2 separate regions of the Homo sapiens genome follow, and region 2 is linked to region 1. Evidence: chromatin loops called from intact Hi-C (ENCODE). Cell type or tissue: A673. All regions are shown on one strand.

What was found. Hi-C counts contacts between places; a loop is a spot of excess contacts. Peaks named below come from ENCODE experiments on the same cell type or tissue, not always from the same donor. Only the 100,000 strongest peaks of a DNase experiment are listed, where the experiment ranks them.
Region 2: a loop joins it to region 1, with 6 times the contacts of the local background. A loop is called at or near these places in 10 of 110 quality-filtered maps.

The regions. Positions count from the first base shown.
Region 1 is chr2:177,144,777-177,152,776 of GRCh38, reverse strand. The region is part of intron 1 of LOC105373760 (a long non-coding RNA gene); the gene reads left to right. Among named protein-coding and RNA genes, the nearest start is that of MIR4444-1, 64 kb to the left of the region's middle. RefSeq lists an enhancer at 3,679-4,402. In A673, CTCF peaks have their summits at 3,673 (motif pointing right) and 5,446; DNase peaks (open chromatin) are centred at 3,696 and 5,486; H3K4me3 peaks cover 963 bases; H3K27ac peaks cover 1,213 bases.
Region 2 is chr2:176,975,054-176,983,053 of GRCh38, reverse strand. No RefSeq gene overlaps it. Among named protein-coding and RNA genes, the nearest start is that of MIR4444-1, 230 kb to the left of the region's middle. In A673, a CTCF peak has its summit at 3,960; a DNase peak (open chromatin) is centred at 2,763; H3K4me3 peaks cover 675 bases; H3K27me3 peaks cover 1,088 bases.

The sequences.
Region 1 (8,000 bases):
TGCTTTATGTACATTAACCTCATTTTAGTTCATTTAACTTCACAAGAAAGCCGTTGGTTAGGAATTTTTACCCTCATTTTACAGGTGGGAAAACGGAAACAGAGTTGAGTGACTTACTCAAGGTCTCAGAGTTAGTCAGTGGTAAAGTTAGTATTTGGATTCATGGCTATCCAATTACCCATACAGCATATTGAACAAGATCAAGAGGTTTAAAATACCTGTAAAATTTTTGATTAGTTAAATATGATGTGGAAAAATATAATAATGATGGCAATAAATAACCAATAAATGTTAGAAGACAGAGTTTAAGAGACAAGGATATGATACATAACCCCTTTTCTCCTGTAGAAGTAGATGAGGAAGTTATAGTAGAGGAGATGCGATGATAGTTCTGTAAAACTGTGAAGTAAGCATTGATTATTTGCTTGATTCATTAATTTACTTAACTAGGTTTTTGTTGGCCACTCTGTTGGGTGGTGGTATAGAAAGATCAGTAGGAAAGGTGCCTGCCTTTACAGAGTTGGCAGTCTTTTGAGTATGTAGACCATCCATGGGTAAATAGTGCAGAGGTTCAAGAATGATCATAGATTGTACTGATTACAAAGGAAGGTATATAATGTAGAAAGAGGTGCATGGTGGGTGGGAGGGAGACCTGTCCTGAGTTTTAAAGTTCATTATGTGAGGCAGGTAATATGGTCAAGATTCCAGGTAGAGAAAACAGGTGGTAGAAAGCCAAGAAGGTCCAAATGAGAGTGGGTAGGTTAGTGCAGTAATTGATGAGCCCGAAGACAGACAGATAGAAAGACTAGATCTTCCATGGCTGAACAAGATAGAGGTTGCTATAAGGCTGTGGGGAAGAGGCATGGTGAGATCCACATGTTAGGACAAATGCACTGGCTGCAGTGTGGAGAGAGGGTTGGAAAGGGGCCATGCTGGAGAAAACCAGTTAGGAGGCTGTTGCAGACAGGAGGAAAGTGACAAGGGCCTGATAGTGGGCAATGATGGGGGTTTTAGTGAGAAGGGGACAGCCCAGGTTATCAAAGAAAACGAGAAGAAAAGTTTCAAGGAGGAAGAAAAAGTAAATAGTATCAAATGATGTAGAGAAAAGATATTCATTGGGTTGAATAACAAGATCTCTGGTGACTCTTGCTAGAGAAGCAAGTGTTAGTGGTTCACAGAGAAGCCCATGGGGTGGAGGAGTGACCCAAGGGTGAGTGGGAAGGAAACACAGTGAGTGCCCAGTGTTTTCCTTTGCTACTCCCTGTGCTGATTTCCTCCTCTACTTCCAATCTCGGGAAAGAAAAAAAACACTTATTGGACAATTAGTGAAAACTAGTGCGTGCTGTAAGCCTCAAAATGACCCTATGATGTTGGGCCCACTGTGATCTTTATTTTCTAGGTGGGGAACAAAGAGCTTGAGAGATTTATACCCCAGCCCAAGATCCACAGTCATTAAATGGCAGGGCTCTAGTTCAAATCCAGGTCAGTGTGATTCCAGAGCTCACAGTCTCACCACTACTCTCTTCTAGAATTTACAGTCTTCATGCTTTGCTCTTCTCTCCTTCCCTCTCAAGACTGCAATCATGGAGCTGATAGACTTATTTTCACCAAAACATAAATGATGGGCACAGCTTATTATGTTTTTTTTCTGGATGCATTTTGAAATGACCATTGGATGTACTTCTTTTGCATTTTTATTGTGAAATACAGAACCAGTTTTGGCACTTTATGTAAGTGGAATCATTTGTATTCTTCTGTGTCTTGCTGCTTTTGCTCAAAATTGTATTTTGCGATTCATCCATGTTGAGTGTGGCATTAGTGCATTCATTTTCAATGCTGAATAATATTTCCTTACGTGAATTTACCATGTTATTTGCCATGCTATTTTATTCTTTAGGGACTTGTGGGTTATTTCTAGTGTTGAACAATTGTGACCGATGTTGTCTCTTTTTTTAAAAGTTCATTTTTCTGTTCAAGAAGGTCTAAGAATGTGATTTTAAACATCTTTAAATATTTTAGGAGGTCAGGATCCCTTTCCAATTCCCTTGAAATGAAACCTGACAAGTGGTTCCTGTGGGTTCCTGATTTGCTTACTCATGAGACCAAACCTGAGAAGTCTGAGGAGCATTTCTAAATTAAAATGTTTAAATAGGTCAGGTGAACTGAAAAAACAAAGAAACAGTTATTACCAGATCTCCCATTTCCCCTAGCTCTTCCACTTCATTGTTGCAATCTTAGCGAAATGCAGTCAGCTTGCATATTTTCCTGCATCGGTCCTTTGATCAGTAAAGTAATTTCTTTTCCTTCCTTTGTGCAAATCTTTTGATTATAGTAAGTTCATTCTTTAAAGACCAAACGTGGTAAAAAATATTAACAACTTGAATAATTTTAGCAACTATCTAAAATAACTTATTTTGCAGGGGATAAAACTAGAAATATTTACTTTTATAAAGTGAATCATCAAAATATAATACAACCAGTAATAAGATCATAGTGTATCATATATTTTAATAACAACATATAAGATAGACACAGTGTAGTATAGAAGTTCAGGGTATAGGCTCTGGAGTCAGAAAGACCAGGTTCAAATTTCAGTTCCACTTCTTACTGCCCATGTCAATGTGGTGAATTTCTTAACCTTCTAGAAGTAGCTTTCCTCAATTATAAAATAAGGATAATAGTAGTATCTATTTTAATAGGGCCATTGTGACCATCAAGTAAAAAACCTCAATAAATGTTAGTTGTTGTTGATATATTTAGCACATCCAAAGGGTAGAATAACCAGAGTATTTATTAACAAATCTTGTCAGAGATAGTTATCTGCTTATGTTATAGCTATTTATTCAACATTTAATAGGCTCCTCTTCTGAGGCAGAGGTTGTGGATCAGACAAAAGTACAATTTGTGGAGGTAAGACAATTAGAAAATTATGATCAAGTGGCAATGTTAAATAAAATATATTTGAAAACATAAAGTAGGAAGTGATTGCAGAATGTGGATCAATTGAAGGTACAACTTTCTAGGAATTGTATTTTGAATTTGATCTCAAACGAGGTAATAGCCACAACTTTGCCACGAAGAAAATTGAAGTTCTTTCTTCCAGAAAATGTGTGCATGTAAAGAATAGAAGGAAAAATGAGTACGACCTCTTTTGGGGGATAATAGGAATGGAAACTGTGAATGGAATGGGTGAAGAAGGGAGACATAATTGGTGGAATATTTTATAAACAGCTTTTCTTAAGACTCATATTTATTAGATGGTAGGAAAAATAAAAATTCAGTTCCATTTGGATTGGCTTACTGAATTATAAACTTATTAAGGCAAAATGTGACCAATCTGGCAGATTAAAGAAAAGTGGTAATATTTTGGCAAAATAAACTTTCTATATTTTCCTTTTCTTAATAAAGATATAAATAATAAAGCACTTTGACATTTCAGAGATTTGAAATTTATATTGAAAAACCACTCTTGAAATTCCTGTCAGTCATTTGAATCATTTGCTTCTTTTGTCATCTTCTTGTTACTTTTTTTTTTTTTTTTTTAAAGATAAGACTCCTTCCCTATTGCTTCGACTATAGTTAGTATTTTCTAGGTTGGCTGTAGGGATTGTTCCCTGAAGCTTATATACCTCACCACGCGTTGACGACTCCCCCAGGTCAATAGAATCCACTAGGTGGCGCCCAGGTCTACTGCCGCGTCTCGTCTCCGCTGGGCGCAAATCTTGGAACAGCTGTGGATGTTCGAGGAGTGGTTGGAGAGATCAATATGATCCATGTGGAGCAGCTTCCCTACCGTCTGCTCCAAAAGGCTGTAAGCCTGGTGTCCTTCAAACTGTTACTGTAATGAAATACCCGAATATGGACAATGATGGTGTGGTTTTGAGTACGAGAAAGCCTGCGGTTTTGCTTCGTGAGACTTAAAGACGAGCAGGCAGACAGGCATCCATCCAGCTGCAGTTCATAGCCGATGCCCCCGACAAGTAGCAGGCTGGCGACTGAGAAGCTCCCCAGAAGCTACCTTTAATGCCCAAAGATTGATTTAGGCAATGACACTGCAATGTACGGAAGGGGAAAAAGGGACGAGAGGAAGGTATCAAAAAGAGGGAGATTATTTCAATATTAACTTGAGTGCAGGCATAATTCGCTCTCATTTCTGGCAGGCAATTGAGCACTCTGCTTCATATGCAAAATCGAGGGTACATTCTGATGTAGATTTCAGATAGCGGGAAATGAAGGTATTTTGTTTTTCTTTTAAATTGCATTGGGCAATTTCCTTTCTTATATGAAACGCTGTAGGCTTTGTACAATTATTTTATACGTTATTACCATTCTTCTAAAAAGGGACAGCTTTTTTCTTTCCAATTTAAAGTAGTGGATAATGACTTTGGCAGCATTTTCCTGCCTTTTTCAAGTTTATGGAACCCATTCCTCATCATTAGGCTGAAGATGCAGATAAGAAAGGACGAGCCTTTTTCTGGAGCTTGTCACATCAATGTTGCTTCTTAGGTGATTAAAAAGAAAGCAGCGAGGATCTTGGAGAAAACGTCTGACAAAAGGTAATGGAAACCCAGAAACAGACGAAAACCGGTGATAGATTAGGCAAACCTTCTCTGCTAAGTGCATGTGTGCATTTCAGCTCAGGAACAAAAATAAGACCCTGTTCTACGGAGGCTCTTAAAAAACTGACCTGTGCTGGCCCCACACGCTAAGGTTTATTTGAGGCGCCCGAAGGTGATTAGATCCAGGAGGAGGCGTTTTTCTGCAGTTTAGCTTAGGAACTCAGAGCCAGCCAAATGCTTACTGCAGCTGCTTGTTGGCTGGTTCAAAGGTATAGAGCTGCTTTAATTAAAATCGGCAGGCGCGTTTTGATTTTGGTCAAAATAGATTTTGTTATTTTTAAACTTCCTGTGGAATTAAAAAAAAAGTATTTTTATTCCCTTTTCTTTTGTCCAGCATTCTTATTCCCATTTCCATCCTCTGCTATCATAATAATGGGAGGGGGTTCAGTATGGAATTCTAAAAATCTCCCCAGGTTTATCTCTTCAGGGATACGCGATGGTCCAACAAAAACATCTTTAGCACAAATGTAGCTTGGAGTATATGGAAATTGTGTAGTAGTCACAGAGGTATTTCTTAAAAATATCTTTGCTAATAATTTTGGTAGGCTAGAAGTAGATGAGTGAACATGATATTCAACTATGGAAGGTATTTTGCCTGGTGTTCAGTTGGTTTATTGTTTTGAAGGAGGGAAATTGGCATGCAATTTAATAAAGAAAGTACTTTTTCTAAAACGAAACATTTATTTCTATTTATTAAAATATGGTATTTCAATATGCAACAAAGAAAAAATGATTTCTGGTATGATACTAGAAACAAATCTGGAAGTGAAAAAAAGGATGACTAAAAAACATTGTAGTTAACAATATAAATCTCTAGAAGCAATATACTTTTCACCTCTGGGTGCCACTGTTCAACTGCTTCTCGTTTTTATGACTGTTTGAAAGCCAGATGCTTCTTGTAGATGTATTCTTAAAAGAATCTGTTAAAGAGACATTTTCTCTATCTCTAGTTATCTGCTAAATAACTTTTTTGGCACCTGGAGTAAATTCAGCATGGTTGTGATTTTCCATTTTAATTACCAAATGATGACCAAATAATATTGAAGATTGTTTATATGGGCAATTGGCTAGGTTAAAAGCCTGATTTCATCTCTTATGGAAATGAATTTTGTATTTGCCTTTCTGGTAGGCATTTAACCAGAAAAAGCCTTTAAAACACAAGGGAGTTTTAGGTTAAATTTGTTATCATTTGTAGGTATGATTTTAATTCTGCACAAATGTTTCAATACAAATAAATTTTATAAAAGAGAAGTAATGGGTAGACATTGGAAGGAATTAATCAATGAAAATATAATTTCAAGAACCTAACTTTGTTAACTGAAATATTATTTTTCACTTAATTTTAAAGCTTAATTCCTTTAGCAATTCCATGAAAAAAACCCTACAGGAATTTGTCTACATATTTTCTGAATTCTTCTCAGGTGTGATTATTTTAATAAAAATAACAATATTTGTAATTTTGCAAAATGTATGAGTAATTTTTTTTTTTTTACAAACTAGGCAGTGAATTAGTATTTTGTAACAAGAAACAAATGCACATATTCGGTTGGTTTTTAAATCTCTAATTACTTATTTTAAACTTGGGGCTTATCAGAAATGCGAGAGAAAGTGGTTATAATGCCAAAGTTAATTTTGTTTTGTCATATACAAAGTAGTTAATCTAAAAATTATTGATTGATATTCTCCCTCTTTTAACTCTTTTAGGACTCGATATTTAAAGCAAAACTAATTTATCTAGGTGTTCTACGGCACAAAATTAATTCTCCTGGGACTGGTCCAGGCCAAGCCTCATTATGGAACGGTTCCTCTTGCTGAACTAGTCTAAGCCTGATTCTTACTGGGATACTTTTTTAGAGTTATTTGCAACAAAGAATTTAACCCTTGAGAAGCTACAGAATTGACTTTCAATATTATACATATTAGGCCATTTGAGGGGATCAGGAAGACATTAAAATCAGAGTGTGTTTTTTCCTTGTGGGTGCTTCCTGGGACTTTGAAGTTAGGCAATTGTATTTGTGTATACTGCAGGGATTTTAGTTTTGTAATCATATACCAGAATTGAAGTGTTCATTTAAGACATTTTTTACCCTTCCCTAATCTGCATCACAACAAGCATATTACTGACCCTGTCTTTTTCATTTATATATAAGTGGTGAATTTACCTCTTTGCCTGGGTGCCCAAATAGTTGTTCAGATCATACAGCAAGTTTCACTGACTTTCTTTGCTTAATGTCTAACTGAATCATTTGGTTACTTGGTGTTTTTGTGCATACATAGACCCCAAGATTGTAACTGTTAAACAGCTACAAAAGTAGTTCAGCATCATTCATCAGTTATATTTCCTTTACTGTGTGTGTGTGTGTGTGTGTGTGTGTGCGTGCGTGTGTGTATAATATCTTTGCAAAATATTATTGGCGAATAGATTTTTTAAATGTCAATTTTTGTGTTGACTTTTTGCCTTTTGTGTAGCAGTTAGTTCATAAAGATTAGGCCATTTTCCACTGGAGAATCTCTTGCATTTTAAGGTTCTTTGCTCATTGTGGGCATCTTACCAAATTTTTTCACTGAAGTAGTTTTCCTCATTCAAAATGCCACATTTTCTATTAGAATGTTACTAATCTGGCTCAATATATTTTCCCTTTGTGGCTGGTAAGGAATATTTATTTGATGCTAGTGAGGCGGCCCAATCTACCAGCCAGGTCTTTCACAGAGAACAAGATGGTGGTCAACTTGAGGATGGGTAAGTGTCTTTGTGATGGAAAGCAATAATTTAGTCTTTAGTAGGCTGCTTGCTCTACATGCTAACAAACCGACACCTTTCCTCACTCCCCTTCTCCCAGACAGATTTCTGTTGGATTAGTAGTAGGTTGACTTGTTCCGTCTCACATAGATATACTTCCAGAAGGTGTCGCGGTGATGCTGTGAGACTTAACTTGTCAACCTAAACTCTTTTTATCTGAAATGCAATAACAATTGCCAAGTTTTCCTAATATAAAAATAGTCTAAATCAATTATCCAGGCTATTGTTAAGCCACACTAAATTATGGGATTAATAAGCAAACATTCAGGTAGTTCAGTGGCATTTGATAAGGAAATTTAATTTACTCACATAAGATTACACTTAGAAAATTATTGGCCAGGCGTGGTGGCTCACTCCTGTAATCCCAGAACTTTGGGAGGCTGAGGCGGGGGATCACCTGAGGTCGGGAGTTGGAGACCAGCTTGACCAATATGGAGAAACCCTGTCTCTACTAAATATACAAAATTAGCCAGGCGTGGTGGTGCATGCCTGTAATCACAGCTACTCGGGAGGCTGAGGTAGGAGAATCGCTTGAACCCAGGAGGCAGAGGTTGCAGTGAGCTGAGATCACGCCATTGCTC
Region 2 (8,000 bases), 170 kb after region 1:
TTGAATGACCACAGTATGACCAGAAATTGGTGAAGCTCAGGAGAGCTGAGGATCTAAAGATGCTTCCTTGAACCAGTTCCAAATCACTGTCCTTTTAAAGACTGACTTTCTCTAATGGAAATAATGAAAGACAATTATTTCTGATGAGATGTTTGGGGCTTCCTGCCTCCCAATAGTCAAAGAAACAGTTTGAGGAAGCTTCACACAGTATCTCTGTGTTTCTCCTAATTCCTTTTAATTCCTATACACAACAATATTGAAGAAATGAAATCCTGAGGTTCTGCAGGACATTCCACATGTATTTACCATAAAGAAGAGAACCTGTCTTGAAGAGTACTACGGAGTAGGACATTACATATAGAATGCATATGTGTTTGCAGATGGGGGTCCTCAGACACATTCACCACATTTATGATCTATAGACTCCCCCTAAGATAGTTCCCTTTTAAAGCACATTGGTTTGGGAGGTGTGAAATTAATCTGTAATTGATTAGAGTTGGGGATGTCCCCAGTCATCCTATGTAGGCAGAGAGTTCACTTGAGTGTTCCCCCTGCTCTGGACTGTAGGGAAACACACCGAGAGCAAGACAAACTTTCAAAATGCAAACCTGTGGCTTGGATTTTGAATGCCTGCCTATCCTGCACTTCATCAGTCAGGGGCTTTAATAAGATGCAAGCATTTATTATATGAAGTCTCTAAAATTAATAAAAGCCCTTTCCCATGCATTCTGTGGAACTTGATGCAGAGGTTTACAGCTTGGGAAAGATGAAACTCTTATAAAACCTACCACAAGTATGGCCCATGGTAAGATTGCTTTGGTTTGGTCAAAAAAATAGAGGAACTTGAATCCAGGCACTGAGTAATTCAAGGGGTCATAGAACACTGATGAGTATTGAACCAAAGAGTTCTCTGGTGTGAGAAGCATGGCAACCCTTCATGGTTTTCTAATGTGCTGCCCATCAGTTTGCCTGATAGTAGGAGGGTTTTCCAGGGGTAACTAATCCAAATGCTTTGTGACAGATCTTGGCTTTATGGCAAATTTTCAAGCAGAGTTGAATGGCTTTGGGTGGTTGAAATAATTCACTACGATGTAGCTTGACATGTGACATCTTATTTTATTAAGGAGAGAAATTGGAATGGAAATCACGAGCATGAAACATTCTTCGCTAAAATAAATCAGTAATAATTCCCTATAGGTTTAGAGCAGAAATGAGGTTTAATCTTATAAGTCCACCCTTATGACATCTGACAATCAAATTAAAACCAGGTGTAACCTGTGTCACCGCGGTCTGTCCCTTCCAACCACTTTCTGGTTTTCGTAGCTACTATATGTGATTCTGATAAGTAGCACATGCTCCTCTGGTAGGAACTTGCCAAAATATGCAATAAAAATCACAAAATCTTGCAAAAAGAACAACCCTCACCCCCTACCTTTTTGGTTTGAATTTACAGTGTGGAGTGCTGAGAGCTCGTTGCTCATAGGAAAGATTATTTTTCATCCTACCTACTCCTGGCCAGCTGATTGTTGTATGTGCCTGATGGCCTCCAAGGCCATTGTTCTAAGAAAGGACCAGTTTGAAACACATTAGGATGAACTAGGATTTAATCTCCTTGACAGGAAGTCATAACTGAACCTATCTCTAAGGGTATAGCCTGGGATCTTCAGAACCAACACTTCTTCCTCTATTTATATTCCTGGTTAAATGCTTATTATTCTTTAAGCCTAAACTTTTACAAGTAATTAGCAGTTGAACCTTCCCTAGGCTCAATTCTCTTACCTATTTTTCTAACCAAATTCCCACTGAAATCAACAACTAGGCTTATAGATTTAATTTAGACTAATTTAATTTTAATAGATGACTCGCAGTTACTTTCACTTGGAAGTTTAAATTAAGAAAGTGCCAGCAAGTAAACTAATGGATTTGGTATTTCATAAATATTTACCTTTAAAATGCTAAGCCTTGTTGTGTCCATAAAGGAAATGGACCTGCTTAACTTTTAGAAAGCATAAAAATCAAGTAAATGATTCATTAGAAATAATAGAATACTTACTATCAACCCTACGAGTGCTAGCAACTACCTAAAATCCTATTCTCCATATTGAGAAGTGATTGGTTAAAGAATAATTTTTCACAAGTGACTGTATTGAATATTCATTCACCTTGGGAGTCAAGTCAGGGTGAGGGCAGCTTTGTCAAGGGAGCAGAATTCTGACAGTGCAAATTTCATTCGTTTCTGATTGCTCAAAGGAACAGTCACTCCAACCAAAATGTATACATCCAGGCCTTGATGCTATTTTAAGAAAAAAAATGATTAGTCTCTTTCTTGCTCTGAAAAGTCTAGCTCATGCAGTTCTTGTTGACTTTCAGAGACTTTGAAATAATTTTGAGACTGGATTTGCTTGTTGAAGCCTTTGAGAAATGTTATGGTTAGAACTGACCAACATTAACCCACGTTTTAAATTCTGTGTGGTTTCCCCCAACTTCCATTCTGAGTTCTAATGTCTTTTCATCCTGGCCAGAAGCTGTAGCTATTTTTCTCCATGCTTGACCTAGCCATTTATCCCACTTTCTTTTGGCAGAAGAATAGAAAACAACATTTGCAGCATTCCTAAATTAATTATACTTTTCTCAAGCTAAAGAACTGTGACAGAGCCACAAAACAGCAACTGAAAACTAATTCCTTAAAAGAATATGAAAAAAGGAAGTTGTATAAGATAGGGTAATTAATCTTGCAATAAAAATAATTGTTTACAGTTAAAATTAATGTAACATGCATTCCTCAGCAGATAATAAATTATGGACTTTCTCATTAGCATTTGAATTGATTTCCTCTAATTTCTGAGGAGCACATGAGCATGTGACTAGATTAAGTTTAATTGGACTACAGCTGGTGCTGATTGTACGCACATGGGGTGGGGGCTTTGCTGACTGATTGGCTGTCTCTGCATTTTGTTTCCATTGTCTTTCTCCTTCTCCACTATTTTTCCCTACAGGTAGAGAGATTGAAGATACTGGGGTCTTAAAATAGAATTAACTAGAGAAAAGACTGTGGTTTTGGATAATGTTACCCCATGAGCTTCTACCAAGAATGATTATAATACATGATTATCATATAATTGTTATTACCATCTTCTCTTCATTATATAATTATTATTTCATTAACAACTAACCGATTGAATGTTTACCGTGAGCTGCAGTTGTACTAAGTACTTCACGTACCGTTTAATCTTCACAACAGTTTCACTCAAGGTGTTTCATTCTTCCCATTTTCTGGGTGAATAGACTAAGGCTCAGAGGGGTAAAATAATTTGTCAAAGGTAACACAGATGAACATGGTACAGTTGAGATTAGACCTTTTTTTAAAAAAAAAAACAAATTCTAGGGATTACACCCTTAACCACTTTATTATTCTGATTATTTGAAAAATCAAGCAGTCCAGTTACCCTATTGATAGAGAATGAAAAATCAGTAGCCTAAGCATCTGGGTATGTCAAATGGCATCTATACCAGGTGGAAAACAGCAAAAGAGGGGTTAACTTACAGCCGATGAAGAGCGATATGATCACCACGGAGATGGGGAGGATTTCTAATAGGCCCATAATTAGGAAAAAAGCATGGGTCCAATTAATATTGGGCTTGTGATTGGACTTGTGGAAAGAAACCAATATTTCCATAAAGGGGAAGAATTGGTAAAATTTCGGCCAATGCTACTGGAGAGTCTGATTCGAGCTGAGAAAATTAGGAACACAAGGGTAATTGTAGACTTTTAGTCCTACAATAGGAGTTTTTCTCTTAGAATAAATTTCTCACTCAGATGAAGTAGAACTATTCAGAACAATTTGAAAAATAAGCTCCTCCAGAGAATTCTATGGGGACTTCAATGGTGTGAAGCTTTGTGACTTTCTCACTTGAGTAGGGACTTAGATTCTGTAAGTATTTGGCTCCTCCCGGCGGGAATGTCTTGAACCTTTTGCTTTATTGATATGCAGGAAAAGAAGCTACTTTGGAGTAGGAATTCTTTCTGCAGAAGATAAAATAATTTTAGGTGGATTTAATGGCTTCTTCTGGGTTGCCATTAGCACCTGTACTGATTTCACTCTGCCTTGTCATATAGTAAGTTGTTTATAAAAGTTCCCTATAGACCGTGTACTCCTTGAGAATGGGGCTCACATTAGGTGTAATAAATACATAAAAGTGTAAAATAAAATTTTACTATTTTTTTTTTTCAGAGACAGAACCTTGCTCTGTTGCCCAGGTGACACTATCATGGCAGCCTCAAACTCCTTTCCTCAAGTGAACCTCCTACTTCTGCTTCCCAAAGTGCTGGGACTACAGGCATGGACTACCATGCCTGGCTAATTTAAAAAAATTTTTTAGACATGGGGTCTTGCTGTGTTGCTCAGGCTGGTCTCAAACTCCTGGGCTCAAATGCCCCTCCCACCTGGGCTTCCCAAAGTGCTGCGATTATAGATGCGAGCCACCACACCAGGCCTAAAGTTGGGTCTTGAAAGTTTTTTCACCCTGTCTTATTTGCCATATATATCTTAATGTTGTACTTTTTGGTTCTTTATAAATTCATGTGTTGATATAGGTAATTATATGGAGAAATAGAAATTGATCATGGTATCCCAATATCAGTGTGGATGAAAAAAGAATTGAGGAAATGTGATATGTGGGGTTATATTCCTGCCACCTTTGAATAGAAAATTTTTGATCAAGACTGCCAGAGTATTAAACATGTCAGCTATATTTTTAAAAAATATACATACATGCACACACCCATTTTAGGTCTAGTTTATCCTCCCTGATTAAATATTAACCATGGGTAGGAAAGAAAAATTAGACTGTAGGCTGATGTGCTGATATTTTGAGTGAACAATGTGTCCAGTAAAAATGCCAACAGACCAGCCTGCTTGGAGCCCGTTTTGATCCTTTGACTCTTTGTGTGTTTTACTAAGTTTCTAAACGTCTCTTCTCTTTTTCCTTTTTCCTCTGTTTGGAGCTGTTAAAAATCTGTGATCCGGCTGGGCGTGGTGGCTCATGCCTGTAATCCCAGCACTTTGGGAGGCCAAGCCAGGCGTATCACCTGAGGTCAGGAGTTCGAGATCAGACTTGCCAACACGATGAAACCCTGTCTCTACTAAAAATCCAAAAAAAAAAAAAAAAAAAAAAAAAAAAAAAAAAAAAGAAGTAGCCGGGTATGGTGGCAGACACCTGTAATCCCAGCTACTTGGGAGGCTGAGGCTGGAAAATTGCTTGAACCCGGGAGGTGGAGGTTGCGGTGAGCCGATATCGTGCCATTGCACTCCAGCCTGGGCAACAAGAGCATAACCCGTCTCAAAAAAAAAAAAAAAAAATTCCGTGATCCATGTCCTTTGTTTCAGTTTTATATTAACTCCAAACACAGACCCACTTAAATTTTCCCAGTAAACAAACTGCCACGTTGTTGCAGTCTCGCTTTTTCACCTCATTATGGCCTGAGCAGAGTGTGATGTCACACTTGACCCAATACCTGTCTGCCCATAAATGACACAGCCTGTTCCCCTTTTGCTTCCTGGCTCGAGCACCGGGAAGGAGCTTAGTATGAAATTCATGCTGTGATGACAGATTTAAAAGTTGCTACAAACTCTAACAGACAGCAACTGCAGTTTGTAGACATATACAACATGTACTGCTCTCTTGTATTTTTAAGTGATGACATTCTTCGTTTAAAGAGTTACATTATATAGCTCATTACTGTTGCCTGTCTATGAAATGAGGGTGGTAGAGAGTAGGGGAAAGAAGGCTAAATTGGATATGAAGACATTTACCAGAAGAATTTTCCAAATGTTAATGGCCAGCTTAAAGGGCTGCACACGTGTTGCAATGTAATTGGATTTGATGCCTTCTGGGGACTTTGAAGCTTTTCCTGCTCTTGCCCATTGTATTTTGTGGCATAGAATGAGCCCCTTAGATTTCTAACAGTTTGGCTCGGAAGATCCACATGGTGCTAAATTGTAAATCTGCAGACAGCCAACAAACAGTGGGCTAAGCTCCAGTGACTCTGGTTTGGTTTGGGCTTTTCAAGCAATTAAATGAATGTCGGTCTCTAAACGTCTCTGGGGAGGTACAATGGGTTACAAGGAGAATTTACTGGAAGGGGCAAGAAGAGGTTTCTTCCCTGTTGCTGGAGCTTTTCCTGGAAAAACAAAAAGAATGAGCAATTGCATCCAAATGTGTCCTGAGAATCTTGCCAACCTGTTAGTCTCTTTGTCCCTGCCACCTTCCTAGTCCATCTGAATTTCCTATTGGGAAAACCCTGGTTTCTTTCCACATGAAGCAATTGCAACTCAGAATGAGTTTATATAGAAGGTGAATAAATGTGTGTTTTAGTTGATTCCCTTTGGTCATTTTCAGTCTCTTGGAAAATGGTTATGTTCTTTCATCAGAGCAGGAACAAGATGCCCCCTGAGCTTGACATCAGTAGGGAGGTTGTTTCTGCAGTGGGTTGTCTTCAGATTTCTGGCACTGGGAGAGAACCGTGCTGGGCAGCAGTGAGGCATCAGGCTGGGTACCCAAGCACCAGGGCTCCTGCCCTCTCTGAAATCATGAGTGGAGTCCAATGAAGGCTTTGGGTTGCTGATGCCTAGTCTAGATGAAGTCAGTTATGACTCCTGTTATAATTCAGGAGAAAGTTTTATTAAACTGTGGAAGGTCCTTGATTTAGGGAACTATAAATGATTCCTGCAGAAGAGGGGGCTATTGGCTGCACAGTGATTTGTAAAGTGGGCTGAAGCTTCTTGAGGAAGGTTCCTAGAAGGTTTCTTGAAGTTGCACTTGCTTGAGAACAAATTTGGCAATGGAATGGCCTAGAAAAGTAAATTCTTTACCCTCAGTTATTTCTTCAAAATCATAGGCTTGCAATTCTCATTCTTGTGAGGTTACTGAATTACTACCTTAGAATGCTAGCTGAAATGAAGGATGGTAGGATTGGACTGACTCTTCGTTAACTTTTTTTTCTTTTTGAGATGGAGTTTCGCTCTTGTTGCCCAGGCTGGAGTGCAATGGCACGATCTCCGCCTCCTGGGTTCAAGCGATTCTCCTGCCTCAGCCTCCCGAGTAGCTGGGACTGCAGGCATGCACCACCATGCCCAGCTAATTTTGTATTTTTAGTAGAGATGGGTTTCTCCATGTTGGTCAGGCTGGTCTTGAACTCCCAACCTCAGGTGATCCACCCACCTCGGCCTCCCAAAGTGCTGGGATTACAGACATGAGCCACTGCGCTGGGCCTTCATTAACCTTTTAACTTTCTGCTTGGTTTCCTATTCTGAGGGCCTATTGTTGTATTATAAAAATACTCCATTTGGTTTGGTCTTTAAAAATGATCCATAGTCATTGAGTATAGAGAGCAATGTGACATTAAGAGGATAATACTTGAATATGAATATTTTTAGTGACTGCGTTTGGACTTAAACTAGCTAACAACAGAAATAAAAGGAGCAAGACACTCTGAGAAAACTCTCCATCTGCTTTTGTGTCTAAAGCTCAGGAGAACAACCTGAATGTTAGATGAGTCTCCAAATTCAGCAAAATCTCTAAACTACTAATGCCAACTGTTAGGCATCAAGGATCATTAAGCAGATTCACCATTCCTCCCAATATGGACAATAATGTGTCAGACACTGTGTCAGGTATCAGGAAGCAGTAAAGAAGTTTGTCACATTCTCTGATCCTAAGTAGGTTGTGAAGACAGACACAAAAAAGATTGATAATACAAAGTGGCTCAACAGTCTGGTGGTGTAATCATGCTCTGGGAATTTGAAAAGTGTGCTCATTTGTCACTGGGGTTGTAGGAGAAACTCATCACCAACTATTGGATGTTTTCATACTCATTATCTCATTTAATCTTTTCAACATCCCTGACATGTAGATGTTATTATTTTCATTTACCTGATGAGGAAATTGAAGCTCCCAGAGATTAAGTAACATGTTCAAGATACCACAGCTAGAAAAATGTA